Regions from separate parts of the Homo sapiens genome. Here region 2 is linked to region 1. Evidence: read pairs that join two places in POLR2A ChIA-PET (ENCODE). Cell type or tissue: MCF 10A. All regions are shown on one strand. Each heading gives the region's core, and the rest is flanking DNA. Links, peaks and the distances in the headings are about the cores only.

Region 1 (16,687 bases), core at 6,197-11,196:
CAAAGGTGAATAGAGAAGATTTAGGGAGAAACTGTCAAGTCTGACTTTCTTCTTCCTCTTCCTCCACCAACCCAAGATCATTTTCTTCCCCTAGGGGCTGAAATAAATTATTATCATTTAGCACCATATATGTACTGAAAACAGAGACAAGGAAAACAGAGATGAGGGAGAATTCTAGGGAAAGAATGAAGCTAAAGAAACTGAATTCCAGCTGGGCACAGTGGCTCATGCCTGTAATCCCAGTGCTTTGGGAGGCTGCGGTGGGAGCGTTACTTGAGGCCAGGAGTTCAGGATCAGCCTGAGCAACATAGCAAGACCCCATCTCTACGAAAAAATTAAAAAATTATCCGAGCATGGTACTGCATACCTGTAGCCCCAGCTACTCAGGAAGCTGAGGTGGGAGGATCACTTGAGCCTAGTAGTTTGAGGTTTCAGGGAGCTATGAGCAACAGAGAAAGACTCCATCTCTTTAAAAACAAGAGAGAAATTGTGAATTCCAAGATTCACAATTCTGGTGATGGAGACTCTGTGTCTATGTGTACACGCATGTGTCCATGCATGCATTGCACACACTTGTCCTTTCTCAGCTTTCTTTTGGTTTGTAAGTGATCATCTGGTGATCTTCAAGGTGGCAGTGCCTTGTGCCAGATTCTAGGCATTGTGTTTTATAGCTTATTCTACTGAAATTTGAATAGGGGAATGTCTCAGAAAATAATCCAGTGTGGCTCCTTTGTGTCACCATCCTATCCCGCCTCATATCTAGGACACAGTGTCAAGTGATGAGACCAACACTGCTCAGTTTAGAGCCTCACACCTGAGCCAGTCACTCACGTCCCTTCTTGCTACCCCAAATTATCCTGCTTGTATCAGCCAAATTGCCCAGTTCACGCTGATATAACAAACGACCCCCGAATCTCAACAATTAACAACAACATAAGCTTGTTTCTCACTTAAGCTCCATGTCCATTTTGAATGGGCTTCCTCCCTGCGCTACATCCAGGACCCGGGCTGACGGATCATCCCCTGTCACATTTCAATGTCCAAAGCAAATCACGTGGCTGCTCTTGAGTTCACGTACTCAAGTATACTCCTCCCCCAGGAGGCGCTCTAAGTCCATGGCTGCACCTGCTGTCAGTGAGGCCGGGAGGTATAGCCCACCCCAGGCAGGGCCAGCTAATGTTTGAGCAGCCAGACAGTCCACACGTTCCTCCAGCTGTTCCCAGCTCCTGACCGGTCCGGGCTTGTGCTGACTGCCCTGTCCCTAACCCAGTCTCTGTTTCTCAATCCCCCTTCTAGAATGCCAACAAAGTTATTTTCCTAAAGAACATCTCTCTGATCACGGTGACACTTCAGAGAAATTTTTCATCCTCTGCATTGTTCACATATTATAGTCAAAATTATTTGGCACGGCACTCCCCGCCTTCTCAGCTCCGGCATATACCTGCCTCTCCATTTTCATCTTGCACCACAACCCTCGGACCCCTCGTTCCCTAGTGACTCAGAACCACTTAGCGCTGCTGGGCCGGGAGCCGTGCAGTGTGTGATGAAGAACAGTCTCTGCAGTTCTGTGCTTCCGCGCACTAGCTCTGCAATCCTGAGCAAGGAGCTCCGCCGCTCTAGGGTCACACTGTTGACTCTAAAGACATTCAAGTCCCTGGTGAATGGGGATTTTAATAGTACCCAGTTCATGAGTTGTGATGGTAGTAAATGACTGGCTGTGTGAAAAAGTTTATGTCCATTCTTTATGCTCAATAAATAGGAACTATTGTTTTCTGTTGCTGGGACTATTTTCTAACTGCATCTTTCAGATTCACGCATCTCTCTCTACCCAAGCCACTCCGTCCCCCTTGAAGCCTTCTCCTCTCCCCACCAGCCAAATCCAGCTCATCTCTACCTATTAAAGCCCTACTCATCTTTTGTTTTAGCTAAAGTTTTAATTGAAATAGTTGTAAATTCATATGTTGTTGTAAGAGGTAATACAGAGAGATCTCAGTTACCGTTACCCAGTTTCCACCAATGGTAACATCTTGCAAAACTGTAGTACCATGTGACAACCAGGATATCGACATTGATACAATCCACTGATCTGCCCCTGTTTTACATGTGTGTGTGTGTGTATTTAGTTCTACATGATTTTATTACCTATGTAGGTTTATGTATCCATCACTACAGTCAAGACCACACAGGTCCATGACCGCAGGCTCCCTCTTGCCCTTTCATAAGTGCACCCATCTTCTTCCTACCACATCACCTGCTTCTCCAACCGCTGGAAGCCACCAATGTGCTCTCCATTTCTATAATGTTTTCTTTTCTTTCTTTCTTTCTTCTTTTTTGATACAGAGTCTTGCTCTGTCACCCAGGCTGGAGTGGAGTACAGAAGCACAATCATAGCTCACTGCAGCCTTGAACTCCTGGGCTCAAGCTATCTTCCCATCTCAGCCTCCCAAATAGCTGGGACTACAGGCACGCACTACCGTGCTGGGCTAATTTTTTAATTTTTGTGTAGAGATGGGGTCTCACTATGTTGCTTAAGCTGGTCTCAAACTCTTGACCTCAAGCAATCCTCCTACCTCTGCCTCCCAAAGCACTGGGATTACAGGCATGAGCCACCCCACCCAAGCCTTCTTTGATGTTTCATTTCAGAAATGCTATATAAGTAAAATCCTACAACATGCAACTTTCTAGGCTTGGCTTTCTTCTCTCAGCATAATTCCCTGGAGAATCATCCATTTCGTGTGTATCAGTAGTTTATTCCTTTTTATTGCTGCCTACTCATCTTTTAAGGTCCTTTATGATACCTAATTGAATACTCAATGCCCCTGACTGGAATAATCAATTTTTCTGTGCTCACTTACCAATCTTTAATAACTGTCTGTGATTCACAGCTATTTAATAACCAGGTTTTATATTTGCATAACTCTTCAGGGCTTATGAAGTACTCTTGCATTCATTATTTTATCTCATCTTATGTAAATGTCTCTATCATGTCATTGCACCTATTTTGATGAAATAGACATGTACCCCCTCCCTTCGAGTTGGGGGCATCAAGTTCAATGCCTCTTACATCGTGTGCTGCCAGGAACTGCTGCATGGGTGAGATCCTTTTGTATAGAAAGCCATCTCCTGGGTGTGATTCAAGCCAGCTAAATAATGCTGTCATTCGATGCAGCTCAAGGGGCAGATGTTCCTGGCTCTAGGTAAAATAGAAATTGTAGAACAAGGAGTGTTTTTTTAATGTAAGAGAATGTCATAATAGACTGATTTAAAAGCCTCCTTTGGGAGATGATAACTAAGGTATTTCAATATGCAAGTATTACCATAATAAAAGCTGAGTATTAAAAATATGATGAGATTTTCTTTGAAGGAAATAAATTAAACACGAGTTTACATTAGAATAGATTTATAAGCATGATAATGTTCCCCTTTAGCATAAATTGGGGAAGATTATGTGTTGCCTAGGAATGCACTAGAAGAGTCAAAGTAGTATTGTTTAAAGGTCAGACAGATATATATGAACATATGCACATGACATGAATCACCAATACCTGGTGATCTCCAATGTGTATTGAAAATTATCTGTCCATTGCTCCCTCCAGAGGACAAGGACACACGCTGAGGACCTGACATTGGGTTGGGAGCCCAGGGAGAGGACTCAGAGGGGCAAGATGATTATCAGGAGTGGGAAGAGTTGGAGTTAAGTGCCGGCTGCGTCTTCAAAGTGATGCCGACAAACAGGCATTAAGACCATAAGGAAGAGTAAGATCTAGAAAGGTCATGAACTGAATATATTGAGAGACACAGTGGGAGCAGGAAGGAAGCGAGAAGGTCCAAGACACTTTCCAGAGAGCTAGTGTGTCTGGGGCATGTTTTGATTTGGCTTCCAGCTGTTTGATGCATGTGTACAGCAGGGCCATGTTTTACCCTCTGCTGTCTCTGCATCACCTGGCGAAGGACAATAGAAGATTCAGGCGCTGAAAGCCACAGTTAATGTGGAATGAGCTCTTCAGGGTGAGGCTGACCAGGGGTGAAGCAGGGCTGAAGAGTCTCTGGGTTAGAAGGTGCTGGCCAGTTGCATGCCTGCTCTGAAAGTTAGCATCTTGGACGGTGGGTGAGGGATGAGAATGAGGTGAGGAATGGCGGAGGTGGAGCATTAGGAGTGCTGAGAACTGGAAATGAGCAAAAGCAGCATCAGAGACATAGCTGAGACTGAATTCAGTGAGGGAAATGCATGAAGAGGGGATGATAGTTTGAGATCAAGTAAGAAAGGGCATTCCAGGCCAAGGAAAGAGCTTAAGAAAAGGCATGGGTATGCAAAGGCATGTTATGTCCAGGGAATTATAGTAGTTCCTTGGTGCTATGATGTAGGATCTGTGGAGAGAGAAGGAAAAGGACATATCTCTCTTTGCTTAAATTTTAAATGTCTGGAGAGCAAGCACTTTCCATCACATTTCTTTCACTCTGTCGGAAAATCGGGGACACCGCAGTAGATTCGTAACTTGGGGGCCAGGTTCTAAAGGTAATTGAGCAAGTAAAAAATCACTGTAATCAAAGTTGCTCTTGAAAAATCAATTAAATTGTCCATAAAACACAGTAAATACACATCCAGCCTTGTGGTAAATTCCACACAAACATGTTTTTGTCCAGCACTAGAAGAGATTGATTTGTCGCAGTTGAACACAGAGTGAAGTCGTTGGTTTGCATTGATGTTTATCAAGACACCATTAATAGAGAAAGAAGGCAAGCTAGAAGAAGGCAAGTAGAAGAAGATATTTAAAATACATACACCTCCAACAGGACTTAAAAACATAAATAGGCACTTTACAATAGAGGATATGCAGATGGCCAATACACATGAGAAGGTGCTCGACCTCATTGATCATCAGGGAAATACAAATTGAAGCCACAATGAGATGTGTATACCTTTACCAGAATGGTTACAATCTAAAAGAAAGTAATACTACAATAGACTCAAAAACACCAAATACCTAGCAATACATTACACAAAAAATATAGAATACTTCTTGATGAGAACTACAAAACTACAAAAGATTGCAGAAAAATATTAGAGAAGACCTAAATAAATGAAAAGATACACCATGTTTATGGTTTGGAAGACTCAACATTTAGATGTCACTTCCCCAACATTGATCCATAAAGTCAATGAAATCTCAGTCAAAATCCTGGAGGGCTTTTTAGGAGATTGACAAACAGATTCTGAATTGAATGTGGAAATACAAAAGAACTCAGACTAGCCAAGAACAAAGTTAGATAACTACATTACCAGATTCCAAAAATTATAAATTTACGCTAATTAGGACAGTGTAGTATTGGTGTTAGGATAGACAAATAGATAATAGAAAAGAATACAGCATTCATAAAAACATCCACACCTGCACTCACTTGATTTTTGACAAAGGCACCAATACAATGCAATACGGAAAGAATGTTTTTTTAATTAATGATGCTGAAACAAATGAATATCCATATGGGGGGGAACTAACCTTGACCTACACCTGACCATAAACAAAAATTAATTCTAAATGATTCACAGACCTAAACATAAAAGCTAATACTATAAAACCTCCAGAGGAAAACATAAGAAAATATCTTTAATCTTCCTATGAAAGGACACAAACAGTGTAAGAAAGTAGTAAGTTGGTGTCATCAAATATAAAAACTCGAAGACACCATTTAGAAACACAAGCCATAAACTGCAAGAAAATATTTACAATGTATACATCTGATGAAGGACTTACCCAGAACACATAATTAATTCCTTCAAATTAACAATAGGAATTCAAACAAGTTGATTTTAAAATGGACCAAACAACCAAACAGGTATTTTACAAAATAAGTTATCCAAATGGCCAATAAGCATATGAAAATTTGTTCAACAATTGTTGCTATCAGGGAAATTCATACATAAATCACACTTTATACCACTACACACCCACACAGTAATTTTAATTTTTAAAAAACTCTCGGCCGGGTGCAGTGGCTCATGCCTGTAATCCCAGCACTTTGGGAGGCCGAGGCGGGCAGATCACGAGGTCAGGAGATCGAGGCCATCCTGGCTAACACGGTGAAACCCCGTCTCTAAAAAAAAAAAAAAAATTAGCCAGGCGTGGTGGCGAGCACCTGTAGTCTCAGCTACTTGGGAGGCTGAGGCAGGAGAATGGCGTGAACCCGGGAGGTGGAGCTTCCAGTGAGCCGAGAGATCGTGCCACTGCACTCCAGCCCAGGTGACAGAGAGAGAGAGACTCTGTCAAAAAAAAAAAAAGAAAGACCTCTCAGTACCAAGTGTGGGCAAGGAGGTGGAGCAAATGAAACTCTCATACACTGCTGGTAGAAGCATATATTGGCACCATCACTTTGTAAAGAAATGTTTTAAAGTGTTATTGAAATTGAATGTATTTATGCCAAACAACCCAGAAATTCCACGCCAAAGTATAAACTAATGGAAATGCATGTATATGCAGGCCAAAAATAGGTACAAAATGCATTAGTCATAATAGTTAAAACGTGGAAGCAACCAAACTGTTTTGTGACAATAGAATGGATAAAAAAAATTTATATATTCAGACACAGGAATACTATACAGGATGAAAATGAAGACGCCATTAAGTGGAACAACATAGAAAAACCTCACAAACAAAAACATATTGTACAATTTTATGTTTATAAAGTTCAAAGAGAGACAAAGCTGATCTGCGATGTTAGAAGTGGGGATATTGGTTAACTTTGGGATGAAAGAGGGAATAGTTAAGAGGGGCATGAGGGGGCTTCTGAGGTTGTGGTGATGTTCTATTTTTGCCGTGTATGCTTAAAATTTGTCGTTTTCCTGTGTGCATATTATACTGAAATAAAAAGCTTATTAATGTTGTGGTAGGATCTCCTTAGGAAAATATGGGAAATAATTAAGTGAATATTTGCATATCTATGTTTCTGTTTCTTCTCCGTAGAGGTAGCTGGGCCCTGGAATTGTAATCTGAAGGTCATAGGAAGGCTGTGGCCCTACCCAGCTTCCATGGCACATCTGGCACCAAACTCATGAGCCCCTCACCCAGCCCCCCTTCCCCCCATCCCAGTCTCAGCAGCAGCTGTCTTCCTGCTTAACATCCTTATAGAGTATTTATGTACACGGTGTTGCTGAATAACTTAAGCCAAGGTCAAAAGTAAACCGGACATGGAACTTGAGTTAAAGACTGTGATGTTCATACATCCGTCTGAGCTCACAGTTGTAGCGAGCAAGGAAGGGATTCAACATCTCTCAGCATTGATGTTAGGGAGCACGTCGTAAACAAACTAGAATCTGCAGCAAATTTAAAGATGCTGCTCACTGTGTGTCTTTCTCCTGATTGGAGTGAGGAGTCTGGAGGGGAGTAGCTTTTAATAGACCCAAAGACTAGAAAGCGTTTGGCAGGTGACTGTGTTTCTGGGAGCCAGGCGTGTATTAGCCTAATTTAGAACAGATCACTTACCACTTTTTTTAAAGAACTGTTGATGCTCAGCAAATAATAAGCGATAATAATAAGGTTCTCTTGTGAAAACAAAGATTTTGTTTATTCTAGACTATGTATAAACTTCGGGGAGTGGAGTGGAGGAGAGGCTGTGCAGTTCTTTTCCCTAGAAGCAGCTGAGATGGGAAACATCACAAATATTGCCTAACACAGAAGTCAGAAAGAAAGTAATAGGAGGTTTGGAACATCTCTTAATAGCAAATGAACTTACTTCATCTAACAAGATGGAAGTCAGATAAGATGGCTCAGGCAGTCAGATTCTCCTGCATGCTCTGTCTCTCTCTTCCCCGACCCTCACTCTCACTCCCCTTCTCTCCTTTTGAACATTTCCTCATATTATATAACATCCTGCTTCAACATGATTTGTAATTTCTGCCTCGTACATTGCTAATTTAAATTATACCATTTTGTTACATATTTAGGGGTTTTAAATACTTCATTGCTATAAGCAATGTACAATAAGCACTAGTATACATCCATAATTAGTTTCCTAAGATAATTTCTGGAAGTAGAATTGCTAAGAATATACAAAATTTCACATTTTTGGCATGTGCGGCCAAGTTTGCATCCAAAGGTTGGACTTCCTACTAGTGCATAAGCATGCTCATTTCCCTGCACTTTCAGCAGCATTGTGTATTAACATTTTATCTAATCTTTGCAGTTTGATTCAAAAGAAACATTGTGTATTGCGATTTAAATATGTAAGTTTATATAAAACTTTTTCATATTTTTGGACCATATTTTTTAATTTATGGATTAACTCTTCAAATCATTTGCTGATTTTTATTGCAGTGTTAATTTTTTATTGTTGAAATGTTAGATCTCTTTACATATTAAAAATCTATTCTGTGCTGCAAAAATGTTTATTTTGCATGGTTCTGGTAATTTTATTCATGGTGGTTTATGATTTCAATCCATGGTGTTGTATTTATAAAGAGCCTTCCCACTCCAAAATATGAACATTCCACGCAAAATTTCTAGTGGAAGCCAGAAACAGCAGCTAACAACTATTGAGTGCTGACTCTGTGCTGGACACTGTTCAAAGTGTTTAATCATTTAACACTCATAATACCTTGATGAGGTAAGCAACTATTATTGTGCCAGTTTTATAGATGAGGAAACTGTGGCACAGAGCGGTTGAGTAACTTGTCTAGGATCCAAAACTAGTAAGTAGTGAAGCTGGGATTTTAATGCAGTATGCCTGACTCTGCACATAATATTATCTCTCCTTCAGTTTTTTTCTTTTTGGTGGGGAGTGTCTTTTCAAAGAATTACAGCAAATTTCTCTTTCATTTACTTAAAGCTCATTCCAAAGTAACTAGAATAATTTGTGTAATAAGATCATTTTTCCCCAAAGAATAATTATCCTCAAGATCCATTCCACAATGAGAAAAACAATGTAAGTTTTTAAGAGACCCACAGAAATGAAATGTCTCTTAAATTCCTAGGAGAGCTTTTCTTTGATTCGTATTTAAAGGCATCTAGAGGCCTAAGTGAAGATTATCCACACTACATGGAAGACCAAGCCGTAACTGAAGAAATGCTGTCCCCTTCCAGGAGGCCTGCAGGGTCCCCAGCAGCTCATAGTCAAGTTCCCTGCAGCAGATGACCAACAGAGGCATCTGACATGGGGGTTAGTGCTGGCATCACCACTTTGGCAACTTGGAACACCTGTAATATTCTATTTTCTATACCAGGTTCTCAACACTGGCCCAGATAATCAAGAGTTAAATTTAGGAAAAAGCAAAGCATGCAGTGAACAGTGACATCAGGCATTTTAACTATGGGCAATTTTAATCAAGGTACCAAGTTAGAAATAAGATAGAGGCCATAACCCTCTTTTCTGGTGAGCTATTTATCCCTTGTAATGAGTAGTGCTAAAACTAGCGGCTTAATTATCTTTGCTCTGACCTCTCTTTGATTTTATGAATCCAGAAATCATTCAGTGCAACTCACAGAAAGAACACCTGCTATGAACAAGAGACTGTTCTAAGTAAACCCTGGGAGACACAGAGTCTTTGGTCTAATGGAAGAGGTGGATGAATATGTGACCACATGGCTCTAGTATAGAAAGACTCTGATTAGTATATGATAAATGGGGTAGAGCCAAAATAATCCATAAAGCGTATAGACCATATGTCAGAGAAGTACATGAAAATAGCAAGATAAGTTGGCTTTTTCAGATCATGGAGAGCTTTAAATGCCATCCCAAAGAGAATCATTTGTTCTTTCATTTAACAAATATTTATTTTAACCATCCATTATATAGCGATTACTATTGTAGGCACTGAAGATGTAGCAGTGAACAAAACTGACTAAGTTTCTGCTCTTGTAAAGTGTATTTTCTAATGGGAAAATTGTATATATATAATTAATTATATATTAATTGTAATTAATAATAATTATATGCAATTATATATACAAACAAATTATACAAATGTGTTAAATATTTATTACTTTATGTGTGTATATAAATATAAATTCATTCATTATGCATGTGTATTAATTTCTGGTAGATAAATGTATATTCGTGTAAATTATATAAATATCCAAATTAAATATGTATATTTAATCTATATAAAATATAGATTATATTTGTATATTATATATAATTTTTAAATAAATTTATACATAATGTTTCAGGTAACAGTACAATAAAGGAAAATAAAACTGGATAAAAGGACAGAGTTTTAGGCCTCAGTCTCAACCCTGCCTGCACATTAAAATCAACCAGAAAGGTTTGGAAAATGATGATGCCTAGGCCCCCACTCAAGAACAAGGGGATTAAAACCTTTGTAGTGGGCCCTGGCACTGGTTTTTTTGTGGGTTTTTTGGTTTGTTTTTTTGAGACAGTCTCGCTCTGTTGCCCAGGCTGGAGTGCAGTGGCGCAATCTTGGTTCACTGCAACCTCTGCCTCACAGGTTCACGCCATTCTCCTGCCTCAGCCTCCCTAGTAGCTGGCATTACAGGCATGTGCCACCACGCCCGGATAATTTTTGTATTTTTAGTAGAGACGGGGTTTAGCTTGTTGGCCAGGCTGGTCTTGAACTCCTGACCTCAGTGATCCACCTGCCTCGGCCTCCCAAAGTGCTAGGATTACAGGCCTGAGCCACCACGCCCAGCCAGCATTGGTATTTTCTAATTTGCATCCCAGGCAAGAACCAACAAGACAGAGAATGAGGACATGCATTTAAACAGGCTGATCAGGGAAGGCCTCTGTAATTGAGCAGAGACTTAAATAGAGTGAAGGAATAGGCCATACAGATAGGTGGAAAGGCTATACAGTGAACAGCTAGCCCAACATGTGGCACTTAGTTATCATGAAAGAGTGAATGATTAGTAGCACAAAGAATTGACAAGTGCTTGAGGTAATAGATACCCCATTTACCATGATGTGACTGTTATGTATTGTATGCCTGTATCAAAATATCTTATGTACCTGTAAGTATATGCACCTATTATGTACCAATAAAAATGAAAAAAATTAAAAAGAATGGATGAATGGATGCATCAGGATATGGAATAGTGTCAGAGAAGAAATTAACTGGGCACCTGCATTCAGGGTCACAAGCCCACCCCAGGTTTACTGATTGGCAAGAAGGACTCACAAGGACCCAGCATATATGGTCATACTCAGGGCTCAGATTTGTTACAGCAACAGGATACAAAGTAAAATCAGCAAAGGGAAGTCCAGAGGAAACCAGGTGCAAGTTTCCAGGAGCCCTCTTAATTGCTCCAGCGACAAGCTGGGACAACACCTGTGAAATGGTGTCTATCCAGGAAGCTCGTTAGAGGCTCAGTACTCAGGTCTTTACTGAAGCTGGTCACATAAGCGCCCTCTGCCTTGCATGAGGCATTCCAGACTCCTGAAAGGAAAGCAGGTGTTCAGCATAAACCATATTATTGAGGCAAATAGTTTAGGCATAGCTTGTCAGGGAATGGTGGGAACACCGCTGAGATCCAAGTTCACTGATGCCAGCCAAGAACCAAACTTGCAAGCAAGCCTTTTTAAGGAGGGCAGTCCCAGTCCTCCGCTGTGTTAACTCTTTTCTGCACCGTGCCATATACCAAGGGCCGGATCAAGGGCACTGGGGATGAGAATAGAAAGCAAAAAGATATACTTGAGAATTTTAACAACTGTTTATAGATATGAAAGGTGAAGAATATGAAACAGAATCTCTGGTTTTCAGAGATGTTTACAGGTTACCTCTTAGGAAGCCTTCCCTGAAACCCAAGTACAGCTTAGCTTTTCCCCATAGCACCCTCCACCCTCTTTCTTCCTTCTTCCCTCCCTTCCCTCCTTTATTTTCTTCTCTTCCCTTCCCTTCTCCTTCCTCCCTTCCTCTCTTTCTCTTTCTTTTTCTGTCTTTCTTTCTCTCTCTTTCTCTCTTCTTTATTTTTCTTTCTCCTTTCTCTCTTTCTTTTTCCTTCCTTCCCTCTTTGTTTTTTCTTTTCTTTATCCTTCCTTCCTTCTTTCTTTCTATTTCTTTTTTTTCCTAGAGACAGGGTCTCACTATGTTGCCTGGGCTGGCTGTGAACTTCTGGGCTCAAGTTATTCTTCCACCCCAGCCTCTCAAGTAGCTGGGATTACAAGCATGTACCACAGCACCCAGCTCCCTTTATCTTTCTTAATGGTGCATATTACAGTTGTAATTCACTAAACAGATATTCCCACAAATAGTTGAGTCTGGTCTCCCCAGCTAGACTATAAACTTCATAAAGTTTTTCTCAGCACATAGGCAACTTTCTTACACAAAATAACTACTCAACAAACATATAGTGAATGAATTAATGAACGCATGAGAGTATCAGGTAGAGGCTTGAGGCAAGAACCCGATTTGAGTCTGAGGTTCAGGCCAGGTGCCTATGTGCAGATGCAGGCCAGCCTGTTGACCTGCAGCAGGTGTGTGCACAGCTTAGGCTCGAACAGAGCCCAGAGTGGATCTCAGAGATCAGTCTTCCAGTGCTTTAGTTGTCATGACCCTCACCACAGGGGCCACCGCTTTGGTAGTTGATTAAAATAATGCATGTATCTCTAAGGGTTCCTTTTGTGAACCTTCTTCAGCATTCATTCTGCAAATATTTATTGGGGCCCTACTGGATTCCCGGTTTGGTACTGCCTTTTGGAGTTGATGAAATGAATTAGTAGACATGGCTCCAGCTTTAGGGACTGGAAGCACCATGAGTGAACTGGACAAGGTAACCAATCCAAATAACACAGGGCCATGTAACAGATGCATGCACACGTACCTGTCACAAAATTGGTGCTCAAGACATAGTCAATGAATGCTTTTGAATGAAGGTGTAACCTTGGGTAAAGCAGATGTTTTATAGGTTGGTGAGGAAAAGAAGCCTGCAAAGGAGGTTGAGAAAGAGCAGTCAGAGAGGTGGCAGAAAAACCAGGTGGCAGGAGGGCAATTCAGAGATCAACAGTGGGCAAGCCTGAGAGGCAAAGTGGTCAGGAATGTCAGGTGCTTTTGTGAGGCATGAGAGATAAGCATCAAAGAGCAATCATTGACTTAGCAATCCCCAGAGCATCAGTGATCATGGGAAGAGCACATAGAGCTTGTGTTGGGGGCAGAAGCCAGTCTGTGGGGGTTGAGGAAGGAATGGGAAGTAAAGGACTTAAAGAGAGCTCATGGAACGCCTCCTCAAGAACCTTGGCTTTGAATGAAAGGAAAGAGAGAGAGACACAGCTTGAGGATTTGTCAGGTAAAGGTGGAAGGAGTCAATCCTGAGTAAGAGGCATCTTCGTGTCGTTAGTTACATGCTCAGGGAAGACTTGTGGAGAGGAGAACCGAAGATGGAGCTGAAAGTATGCGTTGGAAAGAGACATCAAAGAAAGCAGGAGCACATGTCGCAGCAAGTAGCTGCAAATTAGCAGGAGAGACAGGGTCTCCACTGAAGACAGCAGCAGGAGCTGGTGGGCATGAATTTAAGTATTTAGGTGGAAGGAAAGAGAAATGGTCCCCATCTGACTGGCGAGGAAAAAGAAGGCTGGATGCGAGAGGGGTTGAAAAGGTTAGATTTGGGTTGGGGTGAGTGGGGCAGAGGGTGGTGATGGTCATTGTTTCTTTCAGTGTAAAGAATGGAAGAGAGAGAGTTAATAAGAAAGTTGCCAACAATATGGCAAGCACTTTGAAAAAAGGAGTTGAAGCATTTGCTGCTTAGATATTCTTCACAGTAAGCAGGAGTAATACCATGTCTGTGTACTTTGGAGTCAGACCTGAAGTTCAGTTTCAACATCTATCTTAAAAACAACTTTAGGTTACACTATATAACATTGCCACTTTTGTAGGTTAAAATAAATTGCATATTGTCAATTTTGTATGGCTGTATCTCTATAATACTTATCTCAGAAGTTGTGGTGAGGATTAAATAAGACAATACACCTGAAACTACATTACTTTCCCTTTCAATGGATCTTCAGTTAATACTGGGGCTTCTCGGTTTCCACCAGCCCATTCTGGCAGAGGAGGAGGAGGGTCAATGGTTCTCAGATACCTTCCAGCAAAGAAGGGGTAAATATATGCACACTCAAGACCAGCTTTTCCTCTTCCTCACTGAGAAGGACCAAGAGAAGAGGTGCTGAGGGCACAGTTTCAATTTATGTGGATTTGGCAGGGAGAGTTTATACCAAAACACACAGAATCAAGAAGTGAACTTGTTTTTGTTTTACAGACAGAGTCTTGCTCTGTCATCCAGGCTGGAGTGCAGTCATAGCTCACGGCAGCCTTGACCTCCTGTGCACAAATGATCCTCCCACCTCAGCCTTCCAAGTAGCTGTGATTATAGGTGTGCGCCACCATGCTTAGCTAATTTTTTATTTTTACTTTTATAGAGATGGGTGTCACTATGCTGCACAGGCTGGTCTTGAACTCCTGGCATCAAGTGATTCTTCCTCCTCAGCCTCCCAAAGTGTTGGAATTATACAGGCGAGAGCCACTGCCCCTGGCCTTGTTGCTTTGGAAGAAAGAATATAGCCATTGTTTAAGAGCCTTGACTCAAGCCAAACAAATCCTACTCTTCTCCGTCTTCATCTCAGTTTTGTCATCTTTCTGGTGTGATGCTACTTGTTTCTTGAGGCTGTTGTGAGGATTAAAGAGTTTTGCAAAGCATTTTTGGTAGTGACTATTTGTACAGTAAGCACTTATATACAGTACCTCTTGACTGTGGCTACTGTTGACTTTTGTTTAGGCAAAGTGGCACTGAGGTCAGACAGACTGAGGAAGACAACCTCTTTATGTCCTTCTAACAACCCTATATGATTCCCAAAGTGGCCATTTCTTCTAAGGTGGGTAAAAGTTGGTGGTCACAAGACTAAACTCTATTACTTTATTATTAGATGTAGTTGCATGTAGTTGTTCCTTTCTTGAGACATTAGGAAAAAATGTTTAAGAAATGTAGTATGTTATCACTGATATCTCTTCCAGGACATGGTGGGATAGGTGTAGAAGGCTCAAATGGACAACGCAAATTGTAGCTCCACTTCTTCCTGAAATAATACTGTAGATCCCAAAAAGATAGACACATTATACTTTTTAAAAATCCTCTAAGTAAAGGCACTCTACAATAGTCTATGAAAATGTAATATGGGACACACTTATAGTTTTTATATCGTCCTTTTACATAAAATTGTTCCTTTCCCATGCGTAAAAAAGAATACAGTCGTCCCCACTTATCCTTGGTTTCACTTTCCATGGTCAAGTTGCCCGTGGTCAAGTGCGGTCAGACAATATGACATCACTAGTCTTGTAAAATAAGGGTGACTTGGCCCGGTGCGGTGTCTCACACCTGTAATCCCAGCACTTTGGGAGGCCGAGGTGGGCGGATCATGAGGTCAGGAGTTTGAGACCATCCTGGCCAACATGGTGAAACCCCGTCTCTACTAAAAATACAAAAATTAGCCAGGCATGGTGGCACACGCCTGTAGTCCCAACTACTCAGGAGGCTGAGGCAGGAGAATCGCTTGAACCCGGGAGGCAGAGGTTGCAGTGAGCCGAGATGGTGCCCCTGCACTCCAGCCTGGCAACAGAGCGAGACTCCATCTCAAAATAATAAAATAAAATAAAATAAAATAAAATAAAATAAAATAAAATAAAATAAAGTAAGTGACTTGAACACAAGTACTGAGATACTGCAACTGTCTATCTGATAGCAGATCTGGCTACTAAGTGACTAATGGGCAGGTAGTGTATACAACATGGATATGCCGGACAAAGGGGTGATTCACATCCTGGGCAGGATGGCAGAGATCCTCTCGCACTACTCAGAACAGAGCACAATTTTAAACCTATGAGCCGTTTCTGGAATTTTTCCATTTACGTCACAATGCCTATGTTATTTATCTCATCTCATTTCATCTCATCACGCAGGCATTTAATCATCTCGCATCATCACATGGAAGAAGGGTGAGTACAGTACAATTAGATATTTTGAGAGAGAGAATATATTCACATAAATTTTATTATAGGATATTATTATATTTGTTCTATTTTACTATTAGTTCTTGTTAATCTCTCTCTGTGCCTAGTGAATAAATTAAACTTTATTATAGGTAAGTATGTATGTGGGAAAAAAACATAGTAGTTGCAGGATTCGGTACTGGCCAGTTTCACCCATCCAGTGGGGGGTCTTGGAACATATCCCCATAGATAAGGGTGTCTACTGTAGTGGAATGATATCCTCTGATCTGCTTCTCCCCATTCAATCTAGACGCTTAGGCTTCGGTAAATCACACAAAAGTTCAGAAACGGCAGACGAACACTCAGGGGGATGCTCATAATAAAAATTCGGCAATGGAAACTATGCGATGTATTGTCTTACTCACCCCTCCTTTGTATATCTCGAAGTCAGGTTCAAGGCAAGCTACGGAACCTCCTTGCTCATTTAAAAAATAAAAAGAGGCTGACCCTGTTTATCTCACAGGCCTACCCTGGTAAATTTTGCCCAAATGAAATTCAATTTAAGCCTCAAGTTGCCAAGGAGTCACCATTCTCCTGGGTTGGCAAAAGGGTTTACTTATAGAATCCTTGATGTGTATGCTTGAAAATTTCAAAGAGAGAAGAATGACAAGGGTCATGGCAGCTGTTAATTGGACTAGATTACATTTATCATTAGGCATTTTCCACAGGGTATCAATCTAATTATGGAGCGACCATGTAGTG
Region 2 (16,687 bases), core at 7,470-12,469, 53 kb after region 1:
CAATCTTTCTCCAGCCAAATCCTTTCTTTCTCAAGCATATCTCTGAGCCCACTCTCCCCTTCAAAGATTCCACCTGCCTCAAAAGTGCTTGCCAACATTAAGTGCCTGGGACTTGTCCCCACCCACCTTCAGCCCTTCTTCTGAGGATCAGAAGGCAGAGCATGGGACATCCCTTTTTTCTGGGACATAGATGATCTCCTACCTGAGCCATATGCTGGAGTTCCGCATGAAACAAATTCTGCCGCCAAGAAGCTCTGAAGCCATTCTCCACACTCTGCTGCACTTGGCAGCTCCCCATTCTTACCCAAAGAGGAAGAATCACACAGCAGTTGCGGATGGCTAGAGATTTCAAGTGTTTTAAGGCAGTTAATTTTGGGGGAAAAGAGAAAGCTGCTCAAAGAGAAAGCTGCTCCATCTGTTCATAGAGTGGAAAAGCCTATTCCCAACCTGGACAAAGGAAGATCTTTGATGCGATGCTGTGAAGGGACTCAGCTGCAGTAACTCACGCTTGTTCCACTCACAGCACCTTGAGGACCCCAGAGCCCCCTCACCCATAAATGTGTAGGACAAGCTGGTTCCTCTGACTTTGATCTTCTATGAAGGAACAGCATCTCTATCAGAATCAATTGGGAAGCCCTTTGAGATGGTCACTAGACTCACACTCACAGCCCATCAGAAAAGAACCCAGCCAAGGTGGGCTGACAGGGAGCTGAGGGGGTAGCCTTCTGTCTGAAGCATTCTACTTCAGAACCACCATGGCTCCATCTGGGTGGTCATAAAAAATGCAAGTCCCTGGGTTGTACCCCAGACAGACTGAACTTGAACATCTACAAGTGGAGATCAGGAGCCTACTTTAATTAAAAAACAATAACAACAAAACACCTCTCCTGGTTCTTGTTGTGATACTTTCTGGACTACTATAACCATGTTCCAGAAGCTCTGAGCAAGGTCTTTCCCTACACCCAAACAGCACCAGAACTGAAATTTCTTCTTTGGAGAATTATTCTTGTGAGGGCCCTGGAATGTTGTTTGAGTTGTGGTTGATATGGTTTGGCTGTGTCGCCACCCAAGTCTCATCTTGAATTGTAATTCCCACAATTCCCACATGTCATGGGAGGAACCCAGCGGGAGGTGAGTGAATCATGCAGGTAGGTCTTTCCTGCACTGTTCTCATGAGAGTGAATGAGTCTCATGAGATCTGATGGTTTTAAAAATGGGAGTTTCCCTGCACAAGTGCTCTCTCTTTGCCTGCTGCCATCCATGTAAGATGTGACTTGCTCCTCCTTGCCTTCCACCATGATTGTGAGGCCTCCCCAGCCATGTGGAACTGTGAGTCCAATTAAACCTCTTTCTTTTGTAAATTGCCCAGTGTCAGGTATGTCTTTATCAGCAGCATAAAAATGGGCTAATACAGTGGTCTTCTAAGGCTTCAGGTTAAACCATAAATACTCCTAAGAGGGAAGCACCTCCAAGCCACCTGGATGAGAGAAGTACACAAGAACAGAGCTAAACTCTCTTTGTGAGTGAGGAAGCCAGAAAGGGGGAAAACAGCATGAAAAAGCCTAGGGGTTCATGGACAGGCTAGGACCCTGCCCAGTGTCGAAGCCCCCAATGCAAAGACCACATAAAGACGGCTTTACTACACTTACTGATCAGGGAGAGCACTAACTTGTCAGAGTCTGTGTCTCTAAAGGAGGAACTTACAGAGTTGTAGGGGCTCAGTTAGTTATGGGGTACTGTTTAAGGTAGAAGTTAGGAAGCAGAGATTGGTAAGAATTTGCAAATCAGGTGAGTTGCTGAACTCAGATGGTCTTTGAAATGCATGGGTCCATGAGAAGTTACTCTTAACTCAGTCCGTGGTCTTATATTGGAACATATGGATTGGAACTTGACAAGCTGACATCAAAACAATTTGATCTTAGATAGTACAGGGCATGTCATGGTTTAATACAATTTTCTGTTGTGCAATCATAGTACAGTTTTGCTTGGATGGCATCTCTATCATTTCTCACCGCCAAACAAGAACATCAGCTCATCATTGCTTTATAATCACTTGAGCGCATGCTTTACTTATCACACTGTAACCCTTTCCAGAAACCAAATTCATAACTTGAGAATGCTAAAATGAGATTCTGGAAACTTGTTCCAAAAGAGGAATAAAAGTGTTAGAACAATGATAGCATTTTAGTAATAAGAGCACCATGCCCCAGTTGCCTCCTCTGAAAGACTATTATCATTCAGTTGTGGAAATTCCAGTGGGCCCATCACCCCACTACATACTTGGGCTATGTTGCTTCTCACATAAAGTCCCGAGGCATAGGTGGTAAGGAGATCACCTAGCCCATGCCCCTTGCCACCGAACTCATCCCTCCAATGCTTTCAGTCAATTGGAATACTATGACTTTTAAGAATAAGCACACTACATATATTTATCTGGCCATTTTCAGCTGCCATTTATATTGTTTCTCTCATTGACCTTCTCAGAAGTCTTAGGAGATAGGTCAGGAAGCTTCTACCCTCTCCTAAGGAAAAAAAAAAAAAAGACTTTTTAGAACAGTTTTAGGTTCACAGCAAAACTAAGCAGAAAGTTCCCATATAACCCCTTGCTCCCATACCCGCACAGCCTGCCACACTGTCAGCATCCCCCAGTGGTGTGCTGCATTTGCTACCATTCATGAACCCATACTGACACATCATCACCACCCAGAGCTCCTAGTTTACATTATGGTTCAGTCTTGATGATGTACATTCTGTGGATGTACATCATCCACAGCCTGCCACACTGTCAGCATCCCCCATTGGTGTGCTGCGTTTGCTACCATTCATGAACCCATACTGACACATCATCACCACCCAGAGCTCCTAGTTTACATTATGGTTCAGTCTTGATGTTGTACATTCTGTGGATCTTGACAAATGTCTAATGACATGTGTATCTATCATTACAGTATCAGAGCCATTTCATTGCCCTAAAAATCCTTCCCCCAACCCCTGGAAATTACTGATCTTATACTATCTCCACAGTTTTTCCTTTTCCAACATATCATAAGCTGGACTCTCGTCTCCTTTTAATGAACATGGAAACGTGCACAGAGAGGTGTGTGATGGCTCAGTGTGATACAGGCAGCCCCAGGTGTTCCATCTCCAGGCCCCACATTCCCTCCACTGAGCCTCCTTCACGACTCTGTTTCTTGACTCTGCAGAGCTGAGAACTTCCTCAGCTGCGATCATTTCAGACCTGAGTAGAATAGAACTCCTACGCCGAGTGTTTCAGTGAACAGAGAATTTTAGGGAATGTTCCAATTTGGCTGAAGGTCCATCTTCTTGGTGAAGCTAATAGATGAAGCTAATGGAAAGCATTTAAGACAAAGACAATTAGGGGAGACTTTGTTTTATAAAACAAATCTGAATACTTGGGAGAGCAGGTTTAGCTCAAATGTTCAAAAATTCCTTCACTAATACCCGGCTCTAAAAACATTTTCTTAGTTGACAAATAGTAATTGTATGTATTCGTGATGTACAATAATTGTACATCATGGTTCTATTTCAATACACATAAGGTATAGTGATCAGTCCAGGGTAATTCGCATATTTATTATCTCAAACATTTATCATTTCTTTGTGTTGGGAACATTCACTATCCTCCTCCTAGCTATTTGAAACTAATAATATATCGTTGTTAACTATAGTCATCCTACAGTTAATACCTGGCATCAGCACTGAGTTGAAACACATCTAAGGAAAAGAAAGGGTTTTATGAGCCAAGGACATGGCATTAACTCTCTTGAATTTTTACCAATTATGTTAAAAATAACCATGCAATTCAGGTTCAATTAAAGAGGAGAATAAAGGGAGTGGAGCAGCACATAGCAGAATGAAGCATTTATCTGAGACTGACAGCAAAAGCCTCTTTGACTTCAGCAGTGGAATTCAGTATGCTTCTTTAGAACGAAAGAGCAAAAGAAAAAAGGTAAAAAGCCTTTCCCCCGACTCTATCCTCTTCTCAAGTTCCATGACCTTGGGCTGTCAGACTTACTGCAGAAGGAAAATTTCAGCAGTTCAGCAGTATCACTCCTATAGCTCGATCCTAGAATTGTTTGGGCTTGATTTCCATAGACATTTTTTGTAACCCACTGCCAACCTCTAGGAAATAGGGATGAGTGACAACAGCACCTGGCTAGAAATGACAGTCTGTGGCTCCAGTTCTGGTGGTTTGTTGGTTCTACAGGTGAGCCTCAGGTGGTCATCTCCCCACTGTGGGGCTCTCTGACTTCCCTCTTTTTCAAAAGGATGTGGCTAATCATTCACATTAGATCTTCCCAAAGATGCCTAATGATCTTAGGGTCAGTGCATGCCATGGTGTTTCCTTGGGTGCAAGTTTAGAGCTTACTGAAATAGGGACAGAGGGATGGCCACCTTGACCTTCAGGTTTTCTTAAATCCCTTTCTTCAGAAGGAGGGGCTCAGGTAAAGGAAACACATCACTTCTGCATGGTGAATGCAGCTGAGAGCACACTCCTCCCTGCTAAGTGAGACCTAGCTAGCAACTCAAGGAAGATGCTCATGTCCCACTAGGACTTTAGAACACACACATGCACACCTTTATCTAACTCCAGGCATCTGGTTAGGAGAGATCATGTCGCTAAATTTAGAATTGTCAGGTCACTCTCTATTTAAAGTTGTAGTCTTGGGGACTTCATTCACCTCTCTTCCTATTTCCCTCATTGGCCACCTCCTACTGCAAAGGCACCTGAGAGTGGATTTGAATCCCATAACGTTTAGAGGAACCTTGGAGTAAAGTGTTCCAGAAATAAAAGTCATCACATACCCAGGCAGGGAAGGAGGGAAGATACAGGAGATTCCTATTCCTTTATTTAATTTTTATTAATTTAATTTTGTCTTAGCTTTTTATTATCAAAAATTCAACATTTACAAAGTGGAAATCGTACAATGAACTGCCATGTATCCATCACCCAGTTTCAACAATTAGCAACTCAAGACCAATCTCATTTCATCTATACCACCATCCGTTCCCTCTTCCCATCAGATTGATTTGAAGAAAATCCAGACATCATATAATTTCTTTTGAGGCATTTCTAAATGTATGTATTTCTTAAAAATGGCCAGGCGCGGTGGCTGGATTGTAATCCAGCACTTTGGGAACCTGAGATGGGTGGATCACTTGCAGTCAGGAGTTGGAGACCAGCCTGGCCAACATGGCAAAATCCTCTGTCTACAAAAAAAAATACAATAAATTAGCCAACATGGTGGCATGTTCCTGTAATTCCAGCTACTTGGGAGACTGAGGCACAAGAATCACTTGAATCCAGGAGGTGGAGGTTGCAGTGAGTCGAGATTGTGTCACTGCACTCCAGTCTGGGTGACGGAGTGAGACTCTGTCTCAAGAAAAAAAAAAAAAAAAAGAAAGAAAGAAAAAGAAAAGAAAAAAGAGAGAAAAAAGAATAAGCACTCTTTTTTAAAATGTTATCACAGTATTAGAAATTATCCACTGTTTGATCCCTCCAGTTATCTCAGAAATCCATTTTTAAATAGTTTGTTTGCATCAGGATCTAAATAAGGTCCATATCCACATGTTGCAATTAGTTGACAGGTCTCTAAAATATCTTTTAATCTATAGGTGCCTCCTCCATTTTTTCCTTGCCTCTTCTAACTCATTTGTTGAAGAGAGCAGTTTGTCTTGAGAATTTTCCACAGTGTGAATGTTGCTGATGGCATCTCTGTGGTGTCATTTACCATGTTATTTTGTCCTCCGTATTTCCTGTAAGTTGATAATTAGATGTAATTAGATAAAAGTTTGCTTGCATTGTGACCTTATTCTGGTTTTTTCTTTATTTCTTTGTTTTTGGTTTCTTTTTTAGGATAATTCACATGTGGTTCTGTGTATTTTCATCACAAAATACATATTGTCTGGTTATCTGTTTATCAATAGCAACTATTTATGAACTGCCTAAATTCATTAATTGATCAGAGATTGTCCAGTAGTTATATTCTATCATCTTCTTTTTACTAACTGGAAAACTTCTGTAAAGAGAAGCTTCCTCTCATCAATGATTTGATTTCCCTAAAGTACATTTCATATACGAATGGCGAAAGGAATTAATTTTTTCCTTTTTTTAACTGATTTAAAAACAGTAAGTTGGATTTCTAATATCTCCTAAAGTTAACCAGTAAGGTTTTTTCCAAATATTTTTATAAATTCAGGGATTCATGCATGTTCTGTGTGTTCAAGTCCATTACAGTTATTATCCTTAATGATATTCCAATTGTCCCTTCATTGGCCAGAGCAAGCTTCTAAAAGTTAGATCACTTCCTTTTGACCTGACTCTTTGAGAGCTAGATTGATTGATTGATTGATTGATCTCTTGTATGACAACATGTTCTGGAATCCATCTTGCACATTTATTACTCCATACCTGGAATTAGCCATTTTTTAAGGAGCCCTGTGTCTTTCAGTAAGAAACAGTATTGAGAGACCCTGATCTGGGCTCTAGGAGTGCTGTTGCTTTCTTCAGCTCCATTGTCTGGCCGTGTCCTGGTTTGTTCACCTTCTCCTATTGGTGGGTATTTGTGCTGCATGTAATACATATCCTGTGCATACATCTTTGGGTATCTTTCTTGAGATCGATTGCCAGAAGTAGGATAATTGGAGCAAAAGGTAAATTTATACATCATTTTTCTGGACAATGCCAAATTCCTCTTTATAGGGGTTGTACCATTTTATATTCCCACCAGCAATGACCGACAGTGCCCATTTCCCCACAGCATTGCTAATTACATGATATTGTCAAACTTTGGGATTTTTTCCAATTTGATAAATGAGAAATCATATTAGTGCAGTTTTAAATTTCATTTTTCTCTTATGAATGAGATTGAGCATATAGTGAAGTGCTATTTGCATTTCTCTTCCTGTGAACTCTGACCATATCTCTAGTCCATTTTCTATACAATCATTGGTCTTTTGTTTCTCTATTTTTCTAATCTTTTCTATATTAGGGATATTAATCCTTTGAGTTATAATTTACATTTTTAAAATTTTATTTGCCTTTTTACTTTGCTTAAGACTTTTTGTTTGTTTGTTTTTGAGATGGAGTCTCACTCTGTCACCCAGGCTAGAGTGCAGTGGCACAATCTCAGCTCACTGCAACCTCCACCTTGCAGATTCAAGCAATTCTCATGCCTCAGCCTCCTGAGTAACTGAGATTACAGATGCACACCACCACACCCAGCTAATTCTTGTATTTTTTTGTAGAGGCAGGGTTTCACCATATTGGCCAGGCTGGTCTCGAACTCTTGACCTTAAGTGATCTGCCCACCTCAGCCTTCAAAGTGCTGGGACTACACGCGTGAGCCACTGCACCTGGCCAGATTTTCTTAATGATACAAAAGTTCTTATTTTTATAGAATCATCTTTATAAGTTTTTTTCTGATTTTTTTCTGGATTTTGAAAGAAACCATTTAAGAAAATGCATATGGTTGTTTTTTACGTATGTAAATATTTCAGAGTGATGTATTCCAATTTTTTAAAGCAAATGAATTCTTATTTTGTCATTGTGAAAACCTAAGGTACTCAGGACTTGACATGAAATAGACCTTCAGTGAGTGTATATGCATAAATACGTAGCAGGCTGTATCCTTTTTCATTAAACGATACTGTGTCGCTGGCCTGGTCGACTGAGTCCTTGGTAGCTCTATATCCATATGTCATCAATGCCTGTATGCAGAGTTTATCTTTTGTCAGTTAAGGACAAGCTGTACAGTGTGGCTCCCATTATTTAATAATGGTGACTATGACCCTGTAAATGTTCGTATCTCATTTTCATACGACTTCTGGTTCAAGTACAAAATACCACGCTGTGGACCCATTCACAAAGCCATAAGGGTGCCTACCCCTGTCTTCCTCTCTCCATTCATTCATTTTTTGTTTAACAACATTCCTTTGTTGAATACCTGCTATGTGCTAGACACCAGCAGAGCAGTTTACAATTTATTCTATTTATCTGTTAACCTACACTCATTGAGATCTTAAGAGACCTATCAGCTATAACAAAAAAAGGAGCACTCAGTTCAAATTCACATTGGTTACTTTGTAGGCTATGTGTTAGATGTATTGAAAATATGTATAGCTGTTTTAAGGATATTGTTCTTTGCTAGTTAATTCTTTACTAGCATGGAACACAGTTTTTTTAAAAAAAAAAAACAAAAAACCTAAATGCACATGTTGCTATGTCATTTATCATCAGTAGTTGGATTACTTAGGAACCATAATGATCTTCCTTGCTGCTATTGCTTACATTGCGACTTTTCTTCTTTCCCCAGGAAATAGGATCTTATTAAAAATATTCAGTCCCATAGCAAAATATCATTTCTCTGTGTAAGCTTGATGTTTTCAGTATTCAAACTATTTTATGTGGTTTGTAAAGTTGACAAAACAGTGGCTTCTGGAATGAAGCATGTTTTGAGCCTACACACTGTGAGACCTATGACTTTAATATTTAGCAGTGATAGAGAAAACCACCCAAGGAATGCTTATTTAATGGGCAGGAAATTTTCGAGGCTATGAGACCTGACATTTTGTCTTTTTTGTCAGCGCCGTCCCATAGTGCCTGATGCATGTTGTTTTTCTCATAGAAGGAACGTGGGAATGCTGCCGCAGGCCAGAGCAGGTGGGAGGAGTGTGGAGCCCATCCTGGCTCTGGGATGACCAAAGGCCAGCACACAGTTTCCAGGGCCTCTACATATTTGTTCCTCAAAGGGAACTGAGGACTCAGCTCCGCAGGCCATGGTGGAGAATAGGTGAAAGAGCCCATGATGAATAACTATTTATTGAAAATCTACCACACACGTGACATTGTCCTAGATATGATAGTCCCTTGGTACTCAAAGTGTGGTCCCTAGACAGACCAGCTTTGACATTACCTGACAGCTTATTAGAAATGCAGAATCTCAGGGCCTGCCCCCAGAGAGACTCACTGAGTCAGACTGCATTTTAACAAGATCTTGGGCATTTGTACCACACACTGCATCTGAGAAGCATTCTATGGAGAACACCAAGGTGGGCACAGTCCCTGCGAAAAAGCAACCCTGCAACAGGAGGGAAGCTACATAATCATAATGTTATGAATCTAAACAATACATCGAGGGAGAGTAAAAGACACAGGAATGATTATGAGACAAATACTTGCAGAAGGAGGAGGGAGCTCTACAAGATGGGGTGACCAGGAAAGGCATTCTGGGGTGGGGGTGTACGCTGGTTCTGGGAAGTTGGGTAGGATTAGAGCCAAGGAGAAGGAGAGGACACTTTGGGAGGCAAAACCATCACCAGAGGTGAGAAGGGACACCCGAGATGTGTCCCAGGATCGCTGAATATCCAAATGTGTCTGAAGCCAATCGCATTGCTCAGCTCTTTGCTGGACTCTTCACTACGAGGAGTAGAAAGAGGCAGCCCTGCAGAAAAGTGAATGTTCTAGGAGACTAGCAAATACATTTCATTTTGTAATTTTAAGTTAGGCCATTCCAAAAGGTCTATTTATTATTCATTAATTAGTAGCTTGTGTAGTACCTAAGGCATTAATGCTTCTTCTGGGGTGGAACCCTTGGCTAGCCTGCCTTCACATGGCTGGGGCACTCCAGTGACCTCTGTCCTGGATGCTGAGCTGACTGCTCCTCCCCTGGGGCCACTCTGAAAAGCCATCTCTGCTTTACAGAATACCCAGGGGTGATGGCAGGGACTTGGAAGGGGATACTTAAGGAGTCCTCAAATGTGGACCTAAGGTATTGATTCTGAAGATATTCAGTGCTGTGTTACCATTCATCACATCACCATTTGGATACCCGCTGAATTGCAGGTCTGTGCCAATAATGCATTGATTTTATAATATGTTTGCTCTGTTATTATCCCTGTATGAAGAAGAGATTGTCCCCTTTTGTTTCAAATTCTAACCATTTTTTTATCATCACTCTCTTTGAGCAACTCATGATGTCCTGCTGGTTTTAACGTTCACTGTCTGTAAAAAGATTCCTAGTTTACCTACTGACTGCCATAGGCTGAGTGCCGCGTAGACAGTTTGTCTGAAGGCAGCATTTTAAGGAGGTCCCCACTAACAGAGATAGAAACAGGCACCAGGGAAGGGTTGCTGGCAATATACTCAGCTGCAGCGAATGTTCTTACCTACAGGTGTTTGGAGTGTGATTCACCCAGCAGGGCGCAGATTGACTAAGCAGTCTCATTGCATTAATATCCCTGGCACCTCATTTGAGGTGAGATATGACTTGCTTCAAAGCATTGCTCAAGCATGCAGTGGGCTCCGCTCTGCTGAGTCAGACTCATGATGTTGGCCAAATGCTCCTGGCTTTGGCTGTCAAGACCAAGTGAACTTTAACAACTGACCAGTATTTGTTTTTTAAGGCATGGCCAGCAAACAGAGATTCAGCGGAAGGACTGATGCCAAATTTCAGTGGATGCGTAGCAAACCCTGAGCAAAGGGCTGACTTTGCCCCTCTGCTCTGAGAAGGAGACAAGCTGGGTGCCGTCTCCTAGCCCTGATCTCTCCTCCCAGTCCTTCTGAATTCTTGCCCTAGGCCAACCTGGCACCTCATTTGAGGTGAGATGTGACATGTGCCCTGAGACTCTGAAGTGTCAAGTGGTAGGTGGAGAGGGAGCACATGCCATCAGGATCTCAGATAGTCTGTTCTGTTGACACAACTTGGGTCTGATCATGGGTCCACCATCTTAATAATTATTTTAAATAACACTGGTAGTTGTAGGGACTCCGTAAAGTCAACATGCTGGACCAGGTATCCCATGTACATTAGCTCCTTTAAACCTCACAGCAACCTGCAGGGTAGGTATTATTGACATATTGATGGAATACTATGGGAAGAGGCCCCATAGTGAGCCTGAGACTTCAGAAATGCTCAGGGCTGTGGAGCTCCTTCCTTTTTGGTTGTTGTTGTTTGGTTGGTTCTGATGTGCTCTCACTCTTTGCTTTCTAACCTGGCTCTGCATCCTGTGTCTCTCTCATTCCTCCTTCCCCATCTCAGGTACTCTAGCTTTTCCTGCCCTCCCTTGCACAGCCAGACCTCCTGGCTCTGTGGATCCAGGGGAATTGGCCTGAATCACAGAGAAACTCCCTTATCAGGAAGGGGAAATTGATGATGGGCTCTTGTCAATGTTGATGCTTTCCATCTGCACCTCTTTAGGGATACCAGCTGCTGCCTGCCAGCCCCAGGTGATGTGAAAGGAACAAGCAACCAACCACCACACAGCGGTTTGTAAATTGTATACTATACCTAAAGTTCCCAACCTCCTAGGCGAATGGAAAACCCACCATTCTCACTTGCACAAATGCAAAGTTGTTCAAGAAGTGACTCAAATGGGGAAGAAGAGAGGATCCCAGGCACAGAAGGTATGAAAGAGCAGCTCCAAGGAGAGGGGGGAAAATGGCGGACAGGAGGCAGGACTAAATTGCAGCTTTCACTCGGATGGATAGAGCAGCATGTCGGGAGTCACATTGTGAACTTCTGCTCCAAGAACTACTGCAGGAATATACCAGGAAAGCCAAGAGAATCCACAGACCCTTTGAAGGAAGCGGATTACTCCCGCAGGACCCAGGAGACAGCCCAAATACTGTGCATGCCCAAACTGTGAAAGTGGGAAAGGAGGATCATCCGCCCATGAACGCGTGCCCTCACTGGGGAACCTGAAAGTCCAGATCATGGGAGAAGGATTTGAGCTGAGACAATGTAGACACCTGAGTGAACTACAGAGGTAGAGGAAGCAGCAGGAAAAGCCCTGCAGTCTCTCTGGGTCCCCATGTAAGCCATTTCTGACTTGTCTCACAGGGGTCCCTGGGGAGGGCTGCCAGAGGAACTGGGAAAAGACTACAGGGAGAAGGAAACCTCCAGCTGAACTTTGTAACAATTACAACCAGAGTTTCCTAGCCAGAACTCCGGGTAGGGCATGAATCTGATGTGCAGACTCAACAGGTGGGGAGGCATGAAAGGCCAGGCGCGGTTTCTCAACGCCTGTAATCCCAGCACTTTGGGAGGCCGAGGCGGGCGGATCACGAAGTCAGGAGATCGAGACCATCCTGGCTAACACAGTGAAACCCCGTCTCTACTAAAAATACAAAAAATTAGCTGGGCATGGTGGCACATGCCTGTAATCCCAGCTACTTGGTAGGCTGAGGCAGGAGAATCGCTTGAACCCGGGAGGCGGAGGTTGCGGTGAGCCAAGATCGGGCCACTGCACTCCAGCCTGGGCAACAAGAGCGAAACTCCGCCTCAAAAAAAAAAAAAAAGTCCTGCTTGCTTTCTCAGCCTGGAGGCTGGTAGCCTGGTGCAAGTTCTGAGCCCTGTTCACCCACTGCCTGGAAACAGACTCAGTGCTGGTGAGGTGGGGGGCAGGGGGCATGGTGGAAATGAGACTGGCCTTTTGGGTTGTGCGGGAGCTGGATGAGGCCTGTAACTGCCAGCTTTCCCCGACTTCCTGACAACCTGCATGACACAGCACAGGCAGCCATAATCCTCTTGGGAACACAATTCTATTGACCTGGAACCACACCCCCATTCCCCACAGCAGCCACAGCAAGCCCCTCCCAAGGAGAGTCTGAGCTCAGACATGCCTAGCCGTGCCCCCACCTGATGGTCCTTCCCTACTCACCCTGGTAGCTGAAAACAAAGGGCATATTCTCTTGGGAGTTCTAGGGCTCTGCCCACCACCTGACCCTCCCTTTACTACCACAGCTGATGCTCTCTCGAAAGCGCCACCTCCTGGCAGGAGGGCAACCAGCACAGAACTACAATAAACAACAATAATATAATTAAGGACCCTCCCAGAGTCCATTTCACTCCCCTGCCACCGCCACTGGAGCAAGTGCTGGTATCCATGGCTGAGAGACCTAAAGATAGTTTATATCACAGGACTCTATGCAGACATCTCCTAGTACCAGCCCAGAGCCTGGTAGCCCATCTGGGTGGCTAGATCCAGAAGAGAAATAACAATTACTACCGTTCGGCTCTCAGGAAGCCACATCCCTAGGAAAAGGGGGAGAGGAGAGTACTACATCCAAGGGAGCACCCCATGGGACAAAAGAATCTGAACAGCAGCCTTGAGCCCCAGATCTTCCCTCTGACATAGCCTACCCAAATGAGAAGGAACCAGAAAAATAATTCTGGCAATATGACAAAACAAGGTTCTTTAACACCTCAAAAAAGAAAAAGAAAAAAAACACTAGCTCACCAGCAACAAATCCAAACCAAGAAATGCTTGAATTGCCAGAACAAGAATTCAGAAGGTTGATTATTAAGCTAATCAAGGAGGTACCAGAGAAAGGTGAAGTCCGACTTAAGGAAATTTTTAAAAATATACGAGATATAAAGGGAGAAATCTTCAGTGAGATAGATAGCATAAATAAAAAATAGTCACAACTTCAGGAAATAAAGGACACACTTAGAGAAATGCAAGATGTACTGGAAAGTCTCAGCAATAGAATCAAACAAGCAGAAGAACGAACTTCAGAGCTCGAAGACAAGGTTTTGAAATAACTCAATCCAACACAGACAAAAAAAAAAAAAGAATTTTTAAAAAATTAACAAAGCCTCCGAGAAGTCTGGGGTTATGTTAAATTACCAAACCTAAGAATTGGCATTCCTGAGGAAGAAGAGAAATCTAGAAGTTTGGAAGACATATTTGGGGGAATAATTAAGGAGAACTTCCTCAGCCTTGCTAGAGAGCTAGACATCCAAATACAAGAAGCTCAAAGAACACCTGGGAAATTCATCACAAAAAGATCCTCACCTAGGCACATAGTTATCAAGTTATCCAAAGTCAAGACAAAGGAAAGAATCGTAAGAGCTGTAAGGCAAAAGCATCAGATACCTATAAAGGAAAACCTATCAGATTAACAGCAGATTTCTCAACAGAAACCATACAAGCTAGAAGGGATTGGGGCCCTATATTCAGCCTCCTTAAACAAAACAATTATCAGCCAAGAATTTTGTACCCAGTGAAACTAAGCTTCATAAATGAAGGAAAGATAGTCTTTTTCAGACAAACACACACTAAGAGAATTCATCACTACCAAGCCAGCACTACAAGAACTGCTAAAAGGAGCTCTAAATCTTGAAACAAATCCTGGAAACACACCAAAACAGAACCTCTTTAAAGCATGGGTCTCACGGGATCTATACAACAAAAACACACACAAAAAAACCGAGGTATTCAAGCAACAAATAGCATGATGAATTGAATAGTACCTCACATCTCAATACTAACATTGAATGTAAATGGTCTAAATGCTCTGCTTAAAAAATACAGAATTGCAGAATGGATAAGAATTCACCAACTAAGTGTCTGCTACCTTTAAGAGACTCACCTAACACATAAGGACTCACATAAACTTAAGGTAAAGGGGTGGAAAAAGATATTACATGTAAATGGACACCAAAAGTGAGTAGGAATAGCTATTCTTATATCAGACAAAACAAACTTGAAAGCAACAGCAGTTAAAAAAGACAAAGAGGGACATTATATAATGATGAAAGGCCTTAACAGGAAAATGTCACAATCATCCTAAATATACATGCACCTAATGCTGGAGCTCCCAAATTTATAAAACAAATACTGCTAGACATAAGAAATGGGATAGCAACACAATAATAGTGGGGGACTTCAATATTCCACTGACAGCACTAGACAAATCATCAAGACAGAAAGTCAACAAAGACATACTGGGTTTAAACTATACCCTAGAACAACTTGACTTAACGGATATTTTACAGAATATTCTACCCAACAACCACAGAATATACATTCTATTTCATCAGTGTGGCCGACTGCCACAGCTACTACTTGAGACCCTCATTGCAGCAATTATTACTGTTACTGCTTGAGACCGTCATTACAAGACTGAACAAAGGGATGAACGTAGAAATGGTAACAAAAAACAAAAGTAACTATTTTAAGGAAAGGCTAGCATGGGGAAGAAGAAGAGAAGAGAAAAAGAAAAGAAAAGGGCTCCCTGCTTCTAGTGAGCAAAGGCAGCTGCCGAGCTTCCACAGCCCTTCTTATATATTAGGTAACAAGAGCAAGAAGGAGGAGGTAATGATTGGTTAGCTGTTTACTTGCTCACAGGTTCTCATTATTGCTAACAGGCTTCAATTATGCCTAATCATAAGAAATACTTGTGCAGCCTCCAACACATCAGCACATGGAATTTTCTCTAAGATAGACCATATGATTGCCACAAAACAAGTCTCAATAAATTTAAGAAAACTGAAATTATGTCAAGTACTCTCTCAGACCACAGTGGAATAAAACTGGAAATTAACTCCAAAAGGAAACTTCAAAACCATGCAAATATATGAAAATTAAATAACCTGCTCCTGAATGATCACTGGGTCAAAAATAAAATCAACATGAAAATTTAAAACCTTTGAACTAAACTACAGTAATGACACAACTTATCAAAACCTCTGGGATACAAGCAAAGGCAGTGCTAAGAGGAAAATTCATAGCCTTAAATGCCTACATCAAAAAGTCTGAAAAAGCACAAATAGGCAATCTAAGACCACACCTCAAGGAACTAGAGAAACAAGAACAAACCACCTCCAAGCCCAGCAGAAGAAGAGAAATAACCCAGATCAGAGAAGAACTAAATGAAATTGAAACAACAACAAAAAAAAATACGAAAGACAAATGAAACAAAAAGCTGGTTCTTTGAAAAGATAAATAAAATTGATAGACCATTAGAAAGATTAACCAAGAAAAGAAGAGAGAAGATCCAAATAAGCACAGCTGGAAATGAAATGGGAGATATTACAACCAACGCCACAGAAATACAAAAGATCATTCAAGACTACTACTGTGAACACCTTTACACACATAAACTAGAAAACCTAGAGGAGATGGATAAATTCCTGGAAATATACAACCCTCCTAGATTAAGTCAGGAAGAATTAGAAACCCTGAACAGACCAATAACAAGGAGCAAGACTCAAATAATAATTTAAAAATTACCAACAAAAAAAAAAGTCCAGGACCAGATGGGTTCACAGCTGAATTCTATCAGACATTCAAAGAAGAATTGGTACCAATCCTATTAACACTATTCCACAAGACAGAGAAAGAGGGAATCCTCCTAAATCATTCTATGAAGTCAGTATCACCCTAATACCAAAACCAGGAAAGGACATAATAAAAAAAGAAAACTACAAACCAACATCTCTGATGAACATAGATGCAAAAATCATAAATGCTAGTGAACCAAATCCAACAGCATATCAGAAAGATAATCCACCATAATCAAGTGGGTTTCATACCAGGGATGCAGGGATGGTTTAACATATGCAAGTCAATAAATGTAATACCACATAAAGAGAATTAAAAACAAAAATCACATGATCATCTCAATAGATGCAGAAAAAGCATTTGACAAAGTCCAGCATCTCTTTATGATTAAAACCTTCAGCAAAATCAGCATACAAAGGATACACCTCAGTGTAGTAAAAACTGTCTATGACAAATCCACAGCCAACATAATACTGAATGGGGAAAAGTTGAAAGCATTCCTTCTGAGAACAAGACAAGGATGCCCACTCTCACTACTTCTATTCAACATAGTACTGGAGGCCCTAGCTAGAGCAATCAGACAAGAGAAACAAATAAA

The links. Peaks named below come from ENCODE experiments on the same cell type or tissue, not always from the same donor. Only the 100,000 strongest peaks of a DNase experiment are listed, where the experiment ranks them.
Region 2: POLR2A ChIA-PET joins it to region 1 with 9 read pairs; 2 of 35 experiments call an interaction of 5 or more read pairs at or near these places.

What each region holds. Positions count from the first base shown.
Region 1 is chr1:234,124,376-234,141,062 of GRCh38, forward strand. All of the region lies in intron 2 of SLC35F3 (solute carrier family 35 member F3), which reads left to right. Among named protein-coding and RNA genes, the nearest start is that of SLC35F3-AS1, 140 kb to the right of the region's middle. RefSeq lists an enhancer at 7,451-7,620. In MCF 10A, for the core only: no CTCF peak of the experiment used is centred there; a DNase peak (open chromatin) is centred at 8,636.
Region 2 is chr1:234,175,934-234,192,620 of GRCh38, forward strand. All of the region lies in intron 2 of SLC35F3 (solute carrier family 35 member F3), which reads left to right. Among named protein-coding and RNA genes, the nearest start is that of SLC35F3-AS1, 89 kb to the right of the region's middle. RefSeq lists an enhancer at 12,320-13,031. In MCF 10A, for the core only: no CTCF peak of the experiment used is centred there; a DNase peak (open chromatin) is centred at 10,278.